Linked DNA regions of Homo sapiens: region 2 is linked to region 1. A link is a loop called in an ENCODE intact Hi-C map of the cell type or tissue named here. Cell type or tissue: GM12878. All regions are shown on one strand.

What was found. Peaks named below come from ENCODE experiments on the same cell type or tissue, not always from the same donor. Only the 100,000 strongest peaks of a DNase experiment are listed, where the experiment ranks them.
Region 2: it touches region 1 in a loop (2.2-fold over the local background); 2 of 110 quality-filtered maps call a loop at or near these places.

The regions. Positions count from the first base shown.
Region 1 is chr6:166,171,157-166,179,156 of GRCh38, forward strand. LNCDAT (lncRNA divergent activator of TBXT) reads left to right here. Exons shown (of 2, transcript NR_166068.1): 2 at 1-16. Among named protein-coding and RNA genes, the nearest start is that of LNCDAT, 7.1 kb to the left of the region's middle. RefSeq lists a silencer at 2,988-3,097. In GM12878, no CTCF peak of the experiment used is centred here; DNase peaks (open chromatin) are centred at 2,285, 3,095, 3,485, 5,165 and 1 weaker place; H3K4me3 peaks cover 600 bases; H3K27ac peaks cover 4,120 bases.
Region 2 is chr6:166,255,947-166,263,946 of GRCh38, forward strand. LOC101929297 (a long non-coding RNA gene) reads left to right here. Exons shown (of 5, transcript NR_125862.1): 5 at 795-1,001. It overlaps LOC107986668 (a long non-coding RNA gene), which reads right to left and starts at 3,085. Exons shown (of 2, transcript XR_001744463.3): 1 at 1,757-3,085. RefSeq lists enhancers at 2,067-3,266, 2,479-3,346. In GM12878, no CTCF peak of the experiment used is centred here; DNase peaks (open chromatin) are centred at 3,138 and 3,786.

The DNA of each region.
Region 1 (8,000 bases):
CTAAGCAATGTTCATATTTTGGGGTGTTCCTCGTCTTTTTTTCATTTTGTTCTTCTCATGAGCTCCTTCTCCCACACTGACTAAGCGGACTGATCGCAAACAGTCACAAGTTCTACATTAGAGATGACAGCCATGTTTCATGGCCAATAATTCTGCCACCAATTGGTTTATTTGTCTCTCCCATTAAAAGAAACCCAATGGCTTTTGTTATTGCTTTAAAAGGTGTGTAACGTAATTCTTTAGACTCTTTACCATTGAAAAATTTTTAAAGCCCATTGGGTTGTTTGAGGTGGTTGTGGTTTTGTGGGAAAGAACAGAGACTTGGTTTTTTAAAGTCTTCCTCTCAGGACAAGGATCCCACCCTGTGCACAGCCGGCCCCTCCCTGCTGCTCTAGGGAGAAGGCTTCGTGATGTGCTCCCTGATCTGCAGGGAAGCTGTGGCCATGTGGGGTGGACGCAGGGACTACCGTCAGCCTCAGGCTGCGTCTCAAAACCTGATCCCATCCAAGCTATTTTTTTGGAGTCAGTGGGCTTCGTCACACATGACAGTGTGTGGTTGTTTTAGTGACAGGAGTTCACAGATTAACAACAAACCAACCTGCCCAGTTGAATGTTTGGGAATGTGACAATCCCAAACCTTTCTCCTTAAAACTCTAGTGCTTCAGCTCCTATCTCTTTGGAATTCAAGTTTCCAGAGGAGAAATCGGGCTGCTGGATTTTGATCTCTTCCTCGGTAGAGAAGGGTAGCTTGAGTTTTTCTGCCCAGATACTTAATTTTTTCAATGCCTTGTGGATGATAAGTTTCTTGGCGATAGTTTCAGTGGGAATCTGCTGATTTTGCTTGGCATGCAGGGAAAGCCCTTTCCAACTCAACAAGTCTCTTTAGTTCTGATTGGTATGATGGTGAGTACTGTTTCCACTTCAGGGGTTATCTGTACTTCCAAATCTGAGGATCCTTGCCTAGTCTCCCGCCTCCTCCCCCTGTGTTGTTTCAGCTCTTAGATCTTTCTGCATATATTAAATGGCTTGTGAAATGTTTTTTCCACACCACTCTGTCAATTTCCCTCCATGTCACTTTTGGTTTTTACTGCCTCCAATGCAGATTTTATTTCTCTGTTGTAGCTCAGTTTTCTGGTAATCCTTATTTCCTCCACGTCCCTTGTCGTCTTATTCCATGGCCTTCTAGAGCAGCCTTTTTGCTCCTTAATGTCCTGTTTCTGCTTCTTAGAGGCCACAGTTCTCTGCATCTTCTGGTGCTTATGGTTTATTTTTTCCCAAGGCTGCTTTTCCTCTGTGTCTTCTGAATAATCGCTCTCCCTGCTTCCCTTTCAGCCTTTTCTGGGAGTCTCCACGGCCTTTTCTTTTCCTTCCTCCCCCTCTTACATAGGGGTGACTGCCCAGCATGCCTTCTGCAGGGCTGCACTCTCAGGGGCCCTGGATGGATGCCCCTTTCATAGCCACCTTGGGAAGACAGAGGTGTGGGGCCTGCCTTATTCAGGGTGAAACCAGCCCTTGACTGGTGGCAGGGACTCAGCAGGCCTTTGCTGAGTGGCTGCGTTGGCAACACGGAAATGCAGTAGCATGTCTATCTAAGAAACAGCAGTAGCACTGTCCTCAGATCCACTGGACATATGCTGCTGAGCACTTTCATCATGAACAAAACATCAATCCTTCACATTTACTAAAATGCAGGATGCTTCTGAAACTCCAAGGGCCCTTCTCTAGTAACCCGCTCATTGATTCAAATAGTCAGGTGTTTTGGAGAGAGTAAAGGAAGGGTTTCCTGTGAAAATTGTGTATTAAATGAGACCTTAAGAATTACTACAAGTGAGCTATTCCAAGGGAGGCTTGAAGATGCGGGGGCAGGAACATGCTTGCAGGCTGAAAATGACTCCAGTAATCATGACTGGGGACCCCCACGCAATCGTTTAATTCATATTTATATACCTGTTTATGTCATACTACTGGAAATGTTCTTTCTCCCTCCTCTACAACTAATTTTGAAAAATCCTATTTTGGCCCTGAATAAAATATCTGGCAGAAAAGAATGTTGGAAATAAATGCGGGTAGACGTACACACACACATACTCTGGCTGGACCAGCTCCAACTTCCATAATCACCATTTAGCAGGAAAGGTTGACATGATGTCCCTAATCAGAACATGCTGTGATCACTGTTTTGAAGGGATCCGCAGGGCAGGCAGGCTCTGAGCTCTGCACCAGGGCCTGACACTTGCCTGAGGAAGCAGGGGTGGGAGAAACCAGCAGGAGCTCCCCAGAGGCCGCTGGGGAGAGGAGAGGGGTGGGGCTTGGCACCAGAGAGTCCAGGGAGGTAGCGCTTCCTGTTGAAGAACAAGGGTACTCAGGAAGGCAGAGTGGCGCTGCAGGACCTACAGAGCCCCTGGGCACATGAGGAAAGAGAGCCTACGAGGTTTATAAAGTGTCCGAATATGGAGCAAACTTGAGATCAATAAACTGAGAGAAAAACAGTCTAATCTGAATGACAGTGGAGACTCAAAAGTCACAATCGCCTATTTAATAAGAACAAGTGAGATGTCACGGCAGGAGGGGTGAAGCCTGGCAGGAAATGTTAGGTGAGACCAAGTGCTGAGTATGTGGTGAGGGAACATAAACTAGGAGGAGATGAGATCAAACAGGGGCGGAAATGGATGGGATTGCAATACCCTCAAGGGAACAGGCAGGAAGAACTCCAGAAGAGACTTGCAATAATTCTGGAAATGGAGCACTTTAGAGGGTTCCTATAGAAATTCCCATCAATATTGTAGGCAAAGACAATGAACCAAAAAAAAGTGATTGAATTATAAGAATACTTTGAAAGGACTATTGAAGGCTAGTGGAAAAAACGGAAGACAAGAGCAGAACAGAGCTGAAATCTGCAGAAGGACTTAATGGCGGGAGAGAGGGGAGGAGGCTGCAGCCTGGAGGTAATGGGAGGACCAGGGTGAGAGAGAGAAGCCCAAAGGGAAGCTAGGGCTGAGGCTGCCATGGGGGCGGGGAGTAAAGGGCTGTACTCCCTACAGATCAAGTACCAGACTGATAGTAAAAATGAGACAAAGGGGAAGGACTTAGCACACCTGTGAGAACAGATTCAGAATCAGTGGTTCCCACCACAGGGACTTCGGCTGAAAAGACACCTCAGAGGAGAAAAGCCCATTTGGAAATTAGAATTAGCACATTCTACGACCGATAGTCACAGCTCCAAGGTGACAAGCTGTCCCAGCCCCAGAACCCTAAAAGGAGCTGACATTCATTGGCGCCTATTACGTGCGAGGAATTGTGCATACATTATCATTTAGGCATTGATGGGAGATAGTATTCCCTCTTGTATATACAAGGCAACTCAGAGAAAAGAGTAAAAAAAATGGAGTGGCATTTTGATTTCTGATTTGTCTCATTAAATGCAGGTTATTTCCACTAGACTAAGTTAAATATGTGAGAAGTAGAAGCAAAGTATGTGAAAAGTAGAAACAAGTTTTTTTCTCTCTTTCACCCACCATATTCATACAACCACATATGAAAGGAATCTGGTGTGCTTGCACTCAAGTGTGAGTGTTTAGAAAAGGGAGGTGGTGGGGAAACTAGTTGAGTTTAACTACTTTTGAGATCTAAAAAAAAGTTTAGCAACCCCATCAAAAAGTGGGCAAAGGACATGAACAGACACTTCTCAAAAGAAGACATTTATGCAGCCAAAAAACACATGAAAAAATGTTCACCATCACTGGCCATCAGAGAAATGCAAATCAAAACCACAGTGAGATACCATCTCACACCAGTTAGAATGGCAATCATTAAAAAGTCAGGAAACAACAGGTGCTAGAGAGGATGTGGAGAAATAGGAACACTGTTACACTGTTGGTGGGACTGTAAACTAGTTCAACCATTGTGGAAGTCAGTGTGGCAATTCCTCAGGTATCTAGAACTAGAAATATCATTTGACCCAGCCATCCCATTACTGGGTATATACCCAAAGGACTATAAATCATGCTGCTATAAAGACACATGCACACGTATGTTTATTGTGGCACTATTCACAATAGCAAAGACTTGGAACCAACCCAAATGTCCAACAATGATAGACTGGAATAAGAAAATGTGGCACATGTACACCATGGAATACTATGCAGCCATAAAAAAGGATGAGTTCATGTCCTTTGCAGGGACATGGATGAAATTGGAAATCATCATTCTCAGTAAACTATCGCAAGGACAAAAAACCAAACACCACATGTTCTCACTCATAGGTGGGAATTGAACATTGAGAACACATGGACACCGGAAGGGGAACATCACACACACTGGGGCCTGTTGTGGGGTGGGGGGAGTGGGGAGGATAGCATTAGGAGATATACCTAATGCTAAATGACGAGTTAATGGGTGCAGCACACCAGCATGGCACATGTATACATATGTAACTAACCTGCACATTGTGCACATGTACCCTAAAACTTAAAGTATAATAATAATAAAATAAAAAATAAAAAATAAAAAAATAAAAATAAATAAATAAATAAAAAACAGTTTAGTCATCTGAAAGACAGTAATAGGAGCTGGGGGAAGAAAATCCCACCACGTAAATAACTTCCAATCCCGGCAGAGATGCTGAACTATAATCACAGGTATGGCAACCAGAGAGAAAAACAGATGCCAAATAATGCTTAGGCCTAAACACATCATTCTGAGTTTCCAAAGAACCCCGTGAAGTCAGTACTGTTATCCCCTCCTTAAAAAAAAAGGTCATAATAAAAGGAAATGTACATCAGAGAGGTGAAGAAGTTTGCCCAAGGTTACAGTTAGTGTGGAACTAGAATTCCAAGTTACGCTAATGGACTATGGTAATTCCAAAACAAGAGTAGGAAGACAAGGATTAACTCCTTGGATGATTATCAGCTCACGTATAACATTCGAACATGGTTGACTTCAGGAACTGGATTTAAAAAGAAACCTGTATCAAGGTTATCACTACAGTGCTTCACTTGAGTGTTAGAGGGATTAAGATGAGAGGCAATGAAAGGAAAACAGGGGCATGCCATAGGAAGTTTGTGCAGTGCTGCCTGGAGAGGTTTGAATGCACAGCACATATTTGCATGTATTTCTCATGTTTGTGGGAAAGCAAAATTGTGTTAAGATGACCAAACCTAATTGAAACCTTGAAACCTAAAAATGTGAGAACTTTATTATTACAACAGGAAATACATATAGTGAAACATCAGTTGGCTATTTGGCTAGAGTGCAGGACTAAAGATCAGGTAAATCATGCCCTTAAAATGTGAAAATCATGTGGTATCTTTAGCCCGAGTTTCTTTCACAATTTATAACGTAGGAGTGTTGGCTCCATACAAAGGTTTGCGAAGGTTAAAAAATTAGTTCTGGGTGTTGTTTTCAGCTATATCCTGAAGTAAGGAATGGTCCCTCCTAAAATACATTGGTTCGCTGCCTGCCTGGCATAGAACCACAGGCTTATTTTTTGAGTCCTTTATAAGAAGGTACTTCAATTAACAGACCTGCAGAGGATGGAGGTCATCAGTATCTTCTTCACTCTCAAAGTGTGCTTCCGGGAACACCTTCCCTGAGAAAGGCAGAACAGGTGCACTGAATGATGAGCGCTCAGCTATTTCCATCATCCTTAGCTTCAAAATCTATGTCCAGTCTAGAAAATTCTTCTTCTTTTTTTTTTCGAGACCACATCTCACTTTGCTACTGAGGCTGGAGTGCTGTAGCCCAGTCATGGCTCACTGCAGCCTCAGCCCACAGGGCTCAAGCGATCCTCCTGCCTCAGCCTCCCAAGTTGCTGGGACCACTATATCTGGCTAATTTTTTATTTTTTGTAGAAACAGACTCTCGCTATGTTGCCCAGGCTCGTCTTGAACCCCTGGGCTCAAGTGATCCTCCTGCCTCAGCCTCTCAAAGTGCTGGGATTATAGGGGTGAACCACCGCACCCAGGCAAGAAAATTCTTTATATATATTTTGGCTTCCTTCTCCATTTGTTCTTTCATTATAAATAGGTTTGACAAATTTTCTGTGTTCTTTTGGAAACAGTAATGTATGTATATCTCTCTGGGAGTTCAAAATATTATTAAAGGATTGTATTCTACTTAGGCTATTTTCTTTTCTTAAGTCTTTTCTCGTCTTCTGATCACATGGGGAGGAGGAAAAGCGGCAACGTTTTCTTTTTTAAAAAAATACATGCCTATGATAGCAATAACCCACCAGGTGTCACAGTAGGCATTTAGTCATTGCCGATGGAATGGAAGAATACATGACTAAATTTTTAGTGACTCCTAGCTCCGTCCCCACAGCTCATTAACTTTTTAATTTTCCCAAGTGCCCTTACAATTCAGTCCACAGGAATATGTAATATTGAAGATTACAATTCAATTTTTGATGTGATTTGATGCAGGAGGGGATTTATTCTGGCTGCTGTGTTGAGAATGACAGGGACAAGATTGGAGGTAGGAAACCTAACTGGGCCACTGCAGCGATTAGAGTAAGACATGTCATCTCCTTGGCCCAGTGAGGTGGGCAGGGAGAAGGGGTCAAACCCTAGGCAAACTTCAAAGGTGGAGCCCACAGGGTTTGCTGGACAGGTTGGATGTGGAGGGTTGAGAGACACGGCCATGTGGAGGGGCCCATTAGGCCGTGGGATCTCCTGGCACTCAGGGTTGAGGTCCGAGCTGGTGATACATCCAGGAGTTGGCAGGACAGGAGTGGTATGGAGTCATGGAACTGGGTGAGCTCACCAGTGGAGGGCTCACACCTGCATTTGCAGTCACAGGTCTAATGTGAGCCTACAGAGCTTTTAGGGTTGTCCAAAAATCACATGTCGGCCTACTTTAGAAATAAGGATCATAGGGCTGGGTGCGGTCGGTGGCTCACGCCTATAATCCTAGCACTTTGGAAGGCCAAGGCAGGTGGGTCACGAGGTCAGGCGTTCGAGACCAGCCTGGCCAACATGGTGAAACTCCATCTCTACTAAAAATACAAAAATTAGCTAGGCGTGGTGGTGCATGCCTATAATCCCAGCTACTCAGGAGGCTGAGGCAGGAGAATCACTTGAACCTGGGAGGTGGAGGTTGCAATGAGCCAAGATCACGCCACTGCACTCCAGCCTGGGCAACAGAGCGAGACTCAAAAATAAAAATAATAATAATAAAATTAAATTGAAATAAGGAGCATAAACCTGGGAGCCAGAATTTCTTCCTGTGGGAATCTAGAGCCTTCACTGGTCATCACCAGGTAATAGCACTGGAGATAAACCAGCGGGATGTAACTCAGATCCTCAAGGAAGGCAGAGTAGGAGGAGGGAAAGCTGGAAGGCCTGGGTTCCAAGCGCGTTAAGAAAATTATCCCAGTCATCAAGGACTTTCACAACCTTCTCATGCGGTGGTCTGATGGCTTGCTTAGAGATGAGGAAACCAAGGCACTGGCCGCTTCACTTCTTCCCATGTTGCCAGGGAATGAAATGTAACCCACAGCCTGTCTGGCCAGCTGGAAACTTGGGGCCTGCTCTTTTCTCCCCTGGATCTGTTGAGAAGAGACCAGAACCTTATCTAAAAGGGGCAGGTTTTAAAGTTGAAGTGTGTGGCTCAAATATCTTTAAAATTTTATTTGCTTACAAAGAAAATATGTTTTTGTGCACAGCATTTTGTAATAAACCCAATACAGCCAAGCTTTCCTCTAGCTTTTACATTGCACTGGATGAAGTTGCTGACTTGCATTTTGGTACAAAGTTTAGATATTTTTGTTCTGTTTTTGGCTAAACATTTATAGTTGAATTCACCTGAGTTATTTATAGTTGAATTCACCTGAGTTGAACTCACCTGAGTTGAATTCATGTGAGCTCTATGGCTATGAGCTCTATGGCCCTTATTACTGTAATAAGCCATCATTTTTGAACAATAGCCTCACATTTTCTTGGTGGAGAGTACTCAAATTTAGAGATTAGATTGAAATTAACAGTGGTCTGAATTAATAGATATTT
Region 2 (8,000 bases), 85 kb after region 1:
CTCTACAAGAAAAAATTTTTTTAATTCAGAAAATTATTCAGATGTGGTGGCATGTGCCTGTGGTCCCAGCTACTTGGGAGGCTGAGGGGGAAGATCTTTTGAGTTCAGGGGGTCGAGACTGCGTGAGCTATGATTATGCCACTGAGCTCTAACCTGGGCGACAGAGTGAGACCCTGTCTCAAAAAAAAAAAAAAAAAAAAAAAAGGAAGGAAGGAAGAGAGAGAAGCAAACAACTAGAAATACTAGCAATATAAAAGTGATTAGTTTTGTATTTATATGACATTTAACTAATAAACTCTAAAATATTAGCTGAAAGAACAAAAGAAAATGCTTGCCTTTATATTGTCTCGTGTTCAACATAATTATGATAATTTAAAAAGATGTAAAGATCTTCATTTTAAAAATGTGTTGCTGAAAGTGAATAAATGAGTAAAACTGAGGGGAAATAATCTTTTCCTCTAAAGCTTAAAAACTTAGTAAATAAATAGCATAATATATGGAAAGGACATAGGCTTTGGGTGAATCTAACTTGGGCTCAAATCAAGCTCTATCCTTTGGGCAAGTTACTACATTCTCCAAGCCTCAGTTGTTTCAACTGTAGATTAGACTTGGTAATAACACCTTCCTCCCAGGATTGCTCAGGGAATAAGGTAAAGTCTGCAAAGTGCAGGGAGCTGTCTGGCAAACGGTAAAAAATGAAAGCATAATAAGTAATACTTTTGCATCCTACAAGTCTTTCTTATTTTTTTAATTAAAACAAATTTTTTATAGACACGTCTCTCTCTGTCATCCAGGCTAGAGTGCAGTGTCACGATCAGAGCTCACTGCAGCCATGAACCCCTAGGCTCCTGGGCTCTTGGACTTAAGCTGTCCTCCCACCTCATCCTCCTGAGTAGCTGGAACTACAGTCATGAAGCTTTATGTTAAGTTTCATCTACTAAATTGTAACAACTAAAACTTGAGGACTAAAATATATGGAAAAATTACTACTACATGAAAAATTGTGTTAAAGTCGTATCATTTATCTCTTTATTAGTGAACTGGGCTATAAATGTTCTAAAGATATGCTCAGGCTGGGTGTGGTGGCCCACACTTGTAATCCTAACAGTTTGGGAGGCCAAGACAGGAGGATCACTTGAGCCCCACAATTTGAGATCTGCCTGGGCAACATAGCAAGACACCATCTCTACAACAACAAGGAAGATAGTGATATGGTTAGGCTTTATGTCCCCACCCAAATCTCATCTTAAATTGTAATCCCCATAATTCCCATAATCCTCACATATCAAGGGAGAGACCAGGTGGAGGTAAATGAATCATGGGGAGAGTTTCCCGCATGCTGTTCTCATGATAGTGAGTTCTCACGAGATCTGTTGGTTTTATAAGGGGCTCTCCCCCCTTCAATGGGTACTTCTCCTTCCTGCCACCTTGTGAAGAAGGTGCCTTGCTTCCCCTTCCACCATGATTGTAAGTTTCCTGAGGCCTCCCCAGCCATGCTATACTGTGAGCCAATTAAACCCCTTTCCTTTATAAATTATTCAGTCTCGGGTAGTTCCTTATAGCAGTACAGAAATTGACTAATACAGATATGCCCAAATTAATAAAAATGATGCAAACCAATAATTGTGTGGCCACTAAAATCTTTACTTAACTGGCATCACACTCTTTACTTATGTTAAAGGAATAAATTGCATGCATTAGTTATCTATTGCTGTGTAGAAATTCCCCCACTGCAGCAATGTAACACAACACACACCTATTATCTCAACGAATCCGTGAGTCGGGAGTCCAGCGACAGACTTGCCGGCTCTCCTGCTGGGGTCTCACAAGGCGGTCGCCAGGTTATGTCCAGGGTGGGTTCTCATGCGGAGTCTGACTGGGGGAGCGTGCATGCCCCTGCTCGCATGTGTTTGGTAACACTCAGCTCCTTTCAGTTGTAGGATCTGTGGCAGCTGCTGGCTTCTTCAGAGCCAGTGAGGGAGACAGCGAGTCTCCCCAAAAGACAGTCCTGTGTGATGTGAGTCATCCCCAGAGTGACATCCCATCACCTTTGCTGTAGCCGTTGGTTAGAAGTCAGTCACCAGTCCTTCTCTGTGACTCAGGGGAGATGACTACATAAAAGGCAGTTACACCTGGAGGCACCTGGGAGTCTGCCACACGCCCCCCTGCCTCCCTCGCATGTGCAAAAGTCATTCACCTGCTCTAGGTACCTAAGATTTTCGGAGCTTCATGGCATCAGCTCAAAGCCTGAAATGTCAACATCTAAATCAGGTCAAAGGTCAGTGGAGGGTCATGGTGCAATCATTCGGTTCAGGTTCTGGGACACAATTCCTCTCCATGGATGGGCCCGGGAAGCTAAAGAGATTAGTGACCTGTCCCGTGGTGGAGCAGGCACCAGATGCAGCTGTAGACATTTCAGTTTTCAAGGGGAGGAAATGGCAGATAAAAGGCATCTTGACTGTGTAGCAATTCCAAATCCAGAAAAGTAAAGGTTGGGAGTTCTCAGTCAGGTTTCCAGGGCTGGGGAGAATTCTCCTGGCTTCTGGATTCCCTGTCTGGGCTCTTGGTCCCCGCATCTACACTGCACTTGTTTGGAAGGAAAGGTTGCCCATGTTTGCAGCTGAGGAGCTTTTTAGCCTACTTCCAGCCAGCAAAATCTGGGGAGTCTGGCAGCCTCCTTTCATCCTGTGCTCTCTCTGTTCCTTCCCACCCAGGCTGGCAGTGTTTCTGTGAAAGTGATTTCCTCAAAATCTTTGTCTCTCATGGATTTCACCTGGGTCTACTCCATGAGCCGAAGGCCTCACCTGCCGATGTTTTTGAGGCAAGCCTTTTCTATCTTTGAGTCCTGCCGAGGTGACTCGGAGTCAACGCCCTTCGGCTCCTCAGGGGCTCCCTGGTTCGATCCATGAGGCTCAGCCCTGACCTCTCTAAGGCACCCTTGGTGGGGCAGAATGCTGAGGCTATGATCTTTCTGAGGCCTTATCCAAAGGCTGTGCAGACACAGCCCAGCCACCTGGGCTCCTGGGCTTACACTGTCTTGACAGCACCATCTCTTGCTATCTGGAGAGGCCGACGCCTCAATTCTGGACGTCTGGACCCAAACCGTGAGACATAAACTTCTGTGGCTGTCCTCTGCCCAGTTTGCGGTCACATGTCGCAGCCGCCCGAGGTGACTAAGACAGGAAACTAAAGTGGCTGTTTCTTCCTCCAAGCTTTCGAAACTTTTTTTTTTTTTTTAATTGAGACAGAGCCTCGCTCTGTCACCCAGGCTGGAATCTAGTGGCAAGATCTTGGCTCATGCAACCTCTGCCTCCCAGGTTCAAGCAATTCTTCTGCCTCAGCCTCCCTAGTAACTAAGACTACAGGCGCCCAGCACCACGCCCGGCTAATTTTTATATTTTCAGTACAGACAGGATTTCTCCATGTTGGCCAGGCTGGTCTCAAAACTCCTGACCTCAGGTGATCCACCCGCCTTGGCCTCCCAAAGTGCTGGGATTACAAGCGTGAGCTCCCGCGCCCAACCTGAAACTTGGTTCTTTATCAACTTAGGGTCCCGGAGAGCAAAGCACCCGGCCTCCCATCCGCCCAGTGTCTTGCAGCGTCATCTTCATTTCCACCAAAAGGTCACGGATACATTGCTGCTTTCGCACCCAGCACGTTTTAGACAGTAAGCTTGTTCATGTGTCTTTCGCACCCAGCACGTTTTAGACAGTATGCTTGTTGATGTGTCTCTGTCCTTAACTCGGTTGAACTTTCTGAGAAAGTCCCCTCAGCATTTTAGAACTTGTGATGTTTCAGAATGTGGCCTCTAACCAGACCATAGGGCTCAGCTGGCAGCCCTGCTGCCTCCCAGCAGAGGTCACATGAGCTTCTTGTGCTTCCTTTTTCTCATCTGCACACTGGAAACGACAACAATAGAACCCATCCCACAGCGGGGTGCTGGCCAGTTGAATTGATCCCCACAAAGTGCTTACAACAGTGCCTGCCCCATAGCAAGTGCTGTATGCACACTGGCTATTGTGACGTTTGTATCCTAATACAAATGAAGATTGACCATGCTAAGGATGCGAACATTTGCTGAATGAGCTATAATTTGATATTCTGTCCTAAACATTCAATTATATTTGCTTTTCTTAAAAAAAAAGAAAGGTGTGATTGTGTGTGTGTGTGTTTACTATAAGCCACATCAAATTCTTTCAAGCAATAGGTATAAATGAAATAAGCAGCAGCAATTTATAAGGTCCCTTTCTACTCTAGAAATCTAAAAGTAAAACTTCAGCAAACCTAAAGTTTAGGGCAATGAGACAGGCTGGATGGTCGGGTTGCCTGGTACCAAGGTCTGAATGTGCCCCTCAGAATTCATGAATTAGAAACTTAGTTGCCCGTGCAAAAGTGTTGGGAGGTAGGGCCTCGTGGGAGGTGTTTAGGTTATGAGAGCTGTGCCCTCATGATGGTTCAATGCCCCTATAAAAAGGGCCAGTGGGAGTGGGTGTTCTCTCTTGCTCTCTCTCTCTCTCTCCTGCTTTTCTGCCATGTGAGGACATGGCGTTCCTCCCCTCTGGAGGATGCGGCATCTAAGGTGTCATATTGGAAGCAGTGAGGCTAGGCCTGAGCTGCCAGGGCCTTGATCAGGCCCCAGAACTGTGAGAAATAAATACCTGGCCTTTGTAAGTTACTCAGTCTCAGGTGTTCTCTTATAGCAGCACAAACTGGACTAAGACATGTGGGTAGCAGGATTTAAAAATACATTTTAAAACATTTTTTTGTTTGACAGTTTCAAAAATGTATCCTACTTCCCTCCTTCTCTGACTTGTTTGTTTTTACCATGTATTATTATAGTTGATTTTACACAAATACACTTTTAGACTAACTCATTAACTCTGAACATCACTATGTCCCCCTCTATTTCTAAAAATAACAAAAGTGATTTCTATTTATTGAGCACCTACCGAGTGCCAGGCTCCATGCTGGGTTCTATTTTCTTTAGAACATCTATTTCATTATTACTTAACAATTATCTGCTTTACACATTATAAGCCAAACTCTGTTCTATACTCCATGTGGGTTTAACTGAATATATAGTCACCACAGCCTTGCAAAGTAGATATTTAATTACGCAGGTGAACAAACTGAGGCTTGTTAAAAAACTAGAACAAGGTCTCACTGTGATTCCAACCAGACTTGTCTTACCATTATTACAAATGATGCTTTCTCTCATGATAGACATCTATAATTTACCTAGTTGGAATTGCTGCACACATTTTGTTTGGTGTTTTGATTTTTTAATTATATTGTGTATATATTTCCATGTAGCACATAATAATTTACATAATTATGGTAACTTTGTTACACCCAATTACCTACTTCAATTCAGCTAATTTCCTCTTGGTAAACATTGATTGAGTGTTTATGTGCCAGATTCTATCAAATGCCAAGGAAATAAAAATAACTGAGATAAGGTTCCTAACCCCAAACTTTCATCTAGCCAGGAGACATACATTATGTGAAAAGATAAGCATAACGCAGTGTGATACATGCATTTCTCAATGGTTGCACATTTGAGTTATTGCTAACTTGGCTGTTATCAATAGCGTTAGTACTGCCAGGCACGGTGGTTCACGCCTGTAATCCCAGCACTTTGGGAGGACGAAGCGGGCTGATCACGAGATCAGGAGATCGAGACCATCCTGGCTAACATGGTGAAACCCCGTCTCTACTAAAAATACAAAAAAAATTAGCCAGGCGTGGTGGCGGGCGCCTGTAGTCCCAGCTGTTCGGGGGGCTGAGGCAGGAGAACGGTGTGAACCCGGGAGGCAGAGCTTGCAGTGAGCTGAGATCACACCATTGAACTCCAGCCTGGGTGACAGAGCGAGACTCCATCTCAAAAAAAAAAAAAAAATAGCTTTAGTACAAATATTTTCACCATACCCCTGAATTATAGTTTTCAAAAAACACTAAGAAGCCAAAGCATAGGGACAATGGCCCTGCTTCCATTATGACAGCCAGACTGCTTTCCAGGATGCCTGCACCAAGCTCGTTTCTCAGTATCCAGTGCGTGGAAAGAGGATGGTCACACCTGCCCTTTACGTCACGAAGAAGAGGTTATGAGGCTTCACATAATCTATAAATATACGTGGTTACTGCTGATGTGTAAAGCGTAAGTATCCTTTGACTACTTGTTTAGCAAAGTGTGGATTATATGTTCATGCCTATACATTCATATCAATCCGTGTGCATTTTGGATGTAAACCTGTATCATCTTTTTACATTTATTGTTTTCAGATTTCATTGTCTCTTACAAAACAAAGTTCCTTTTCATTGTGTATAAAAGTTTTTAATAATGTTATTTTGTTAAGCTTAACTATGATGTCTCTGATTATATTATTTTATCTCCAATAAGCAAAAATGAACATCTCCACCGTTGAGATGAACGAATTTTTTCATTCAAAAAGCCCTGCTTTTCGCGATTGGCCTTGCTTGTGATTAGTGCATAGTGTGTGCAGAGTGTAAATGTGAGAGCGGGCCCTGATTCTTCAGCACTTCCTCTCCCACATTTCATTATTCCAGGCTTATGATATCTTATACTTTTAGAACTTTGGATTTCTTTCTGGAGTTGATTCCCATGCCCTGAGTGTAACATTTCCGTATAGATAATTATTATTGTATAATACATTGTTTTTTTTTTTTTTTTTGAGACGGAGTCTTGCTCTGTCACCCAGGCTGGAGTGCAGTGGCATGATCTCAGTTCACTGCAACCTCTGCCTCCTGGGTTCAAGTGATTCTTCTGCCTCAGCCTCCTAAGAAGCTGGGACTACAGGCGTACGCCACCATTCCCATCTAATTTTTGTGTTTTTACTAGAGATGGGGTTTCACCATATCAGCCAGGCTGGTCTCAAACTCCTGACCTCATGATCCACCTGCCTCGGCCTCCTAAAGTGCTGGGATTACAGGCGTGAGCCACCGCTCACGGCCTATTGTGTAATACATTCTAAACCTGTCGCCAGTTCCCTTTCATTACCTCATTTGACAGAGTAAGTGGTCAAACCTCTGAGGAGAGCTGAGGAAGGCCAAGGCCTGAGGTCCTCGAGGACCTGGGAGAGCTTCAGGTCTGCAGAACCAACCCAGGAACTGCCGGGCCGCTCCAGGGGCCCACTTCTACTGCCACGAGCATCTTAGGTTCTCTTGCTGACAGCCCCTGATGCCTGCCTGCCTGCCTGCGTGTGTTGCTGCCACCTCTGCATTTCTCCAGCCCTCTGTCTGTCTGGTGGCCTGGTCTAGTGGCCCCAGCTGTCTAGGTCCCCACTGCTGTGGCTGTGATCCTGCGTTGTGCAGGAGGCGCAGCTGCCATCCCCGCAGCCACAGCAAGCCTGCCAACTCAGGCTCAAGCAGAAGGGGAGCAGCGCCCCCATTCTTCCTGCTGGATGACACCCCAGCTCTTGTCTCTTCCTGGAATGGAGGTGGGAGGGCTTGGGGAAGATTCCACCATGATAGGACCCCATCTCCAAACTAAGGGGCAGCTCTTTCAGTTACCGTCCTCTACAAGAATTTGCTTTAAGTTCCAAGAAACAAAGGTGGAATGTATTTTAACACCATCACACATCGAAAGTGTTCTTTCCACTGCTGATGGCTCCATTCTTCAAGTCAAGGGCATATCTTTAGGGTGTTCTTGGGGGTATCGGGGTCCTGCTACCAGAGACCTCTTCACAGGTGTCCTCAGAAGTCCTGGGTACCCTCATCCCTCCTTATCTCAGAGACCTCTGAGGGGATGCAGATGAGGCCCCTGGTAAGCCTGCCCAGGGCCTGGCTAGATTTCCACCCCAGGGAAACCTGCTCTTGAGGACTCTGCAACATCCCAGTGACCACCAGCAGCCCATCTCTGTTTCACAGTGGTGACAATCTCCAGGCCCACACTAGCAAGCCTGGGTCTTCTCCCTCTCCCGTTGCCCTGACCTGAGACCCTTGCGGCTGACTGTTTCACTGCCTCACTCCCAGGTTTCAGT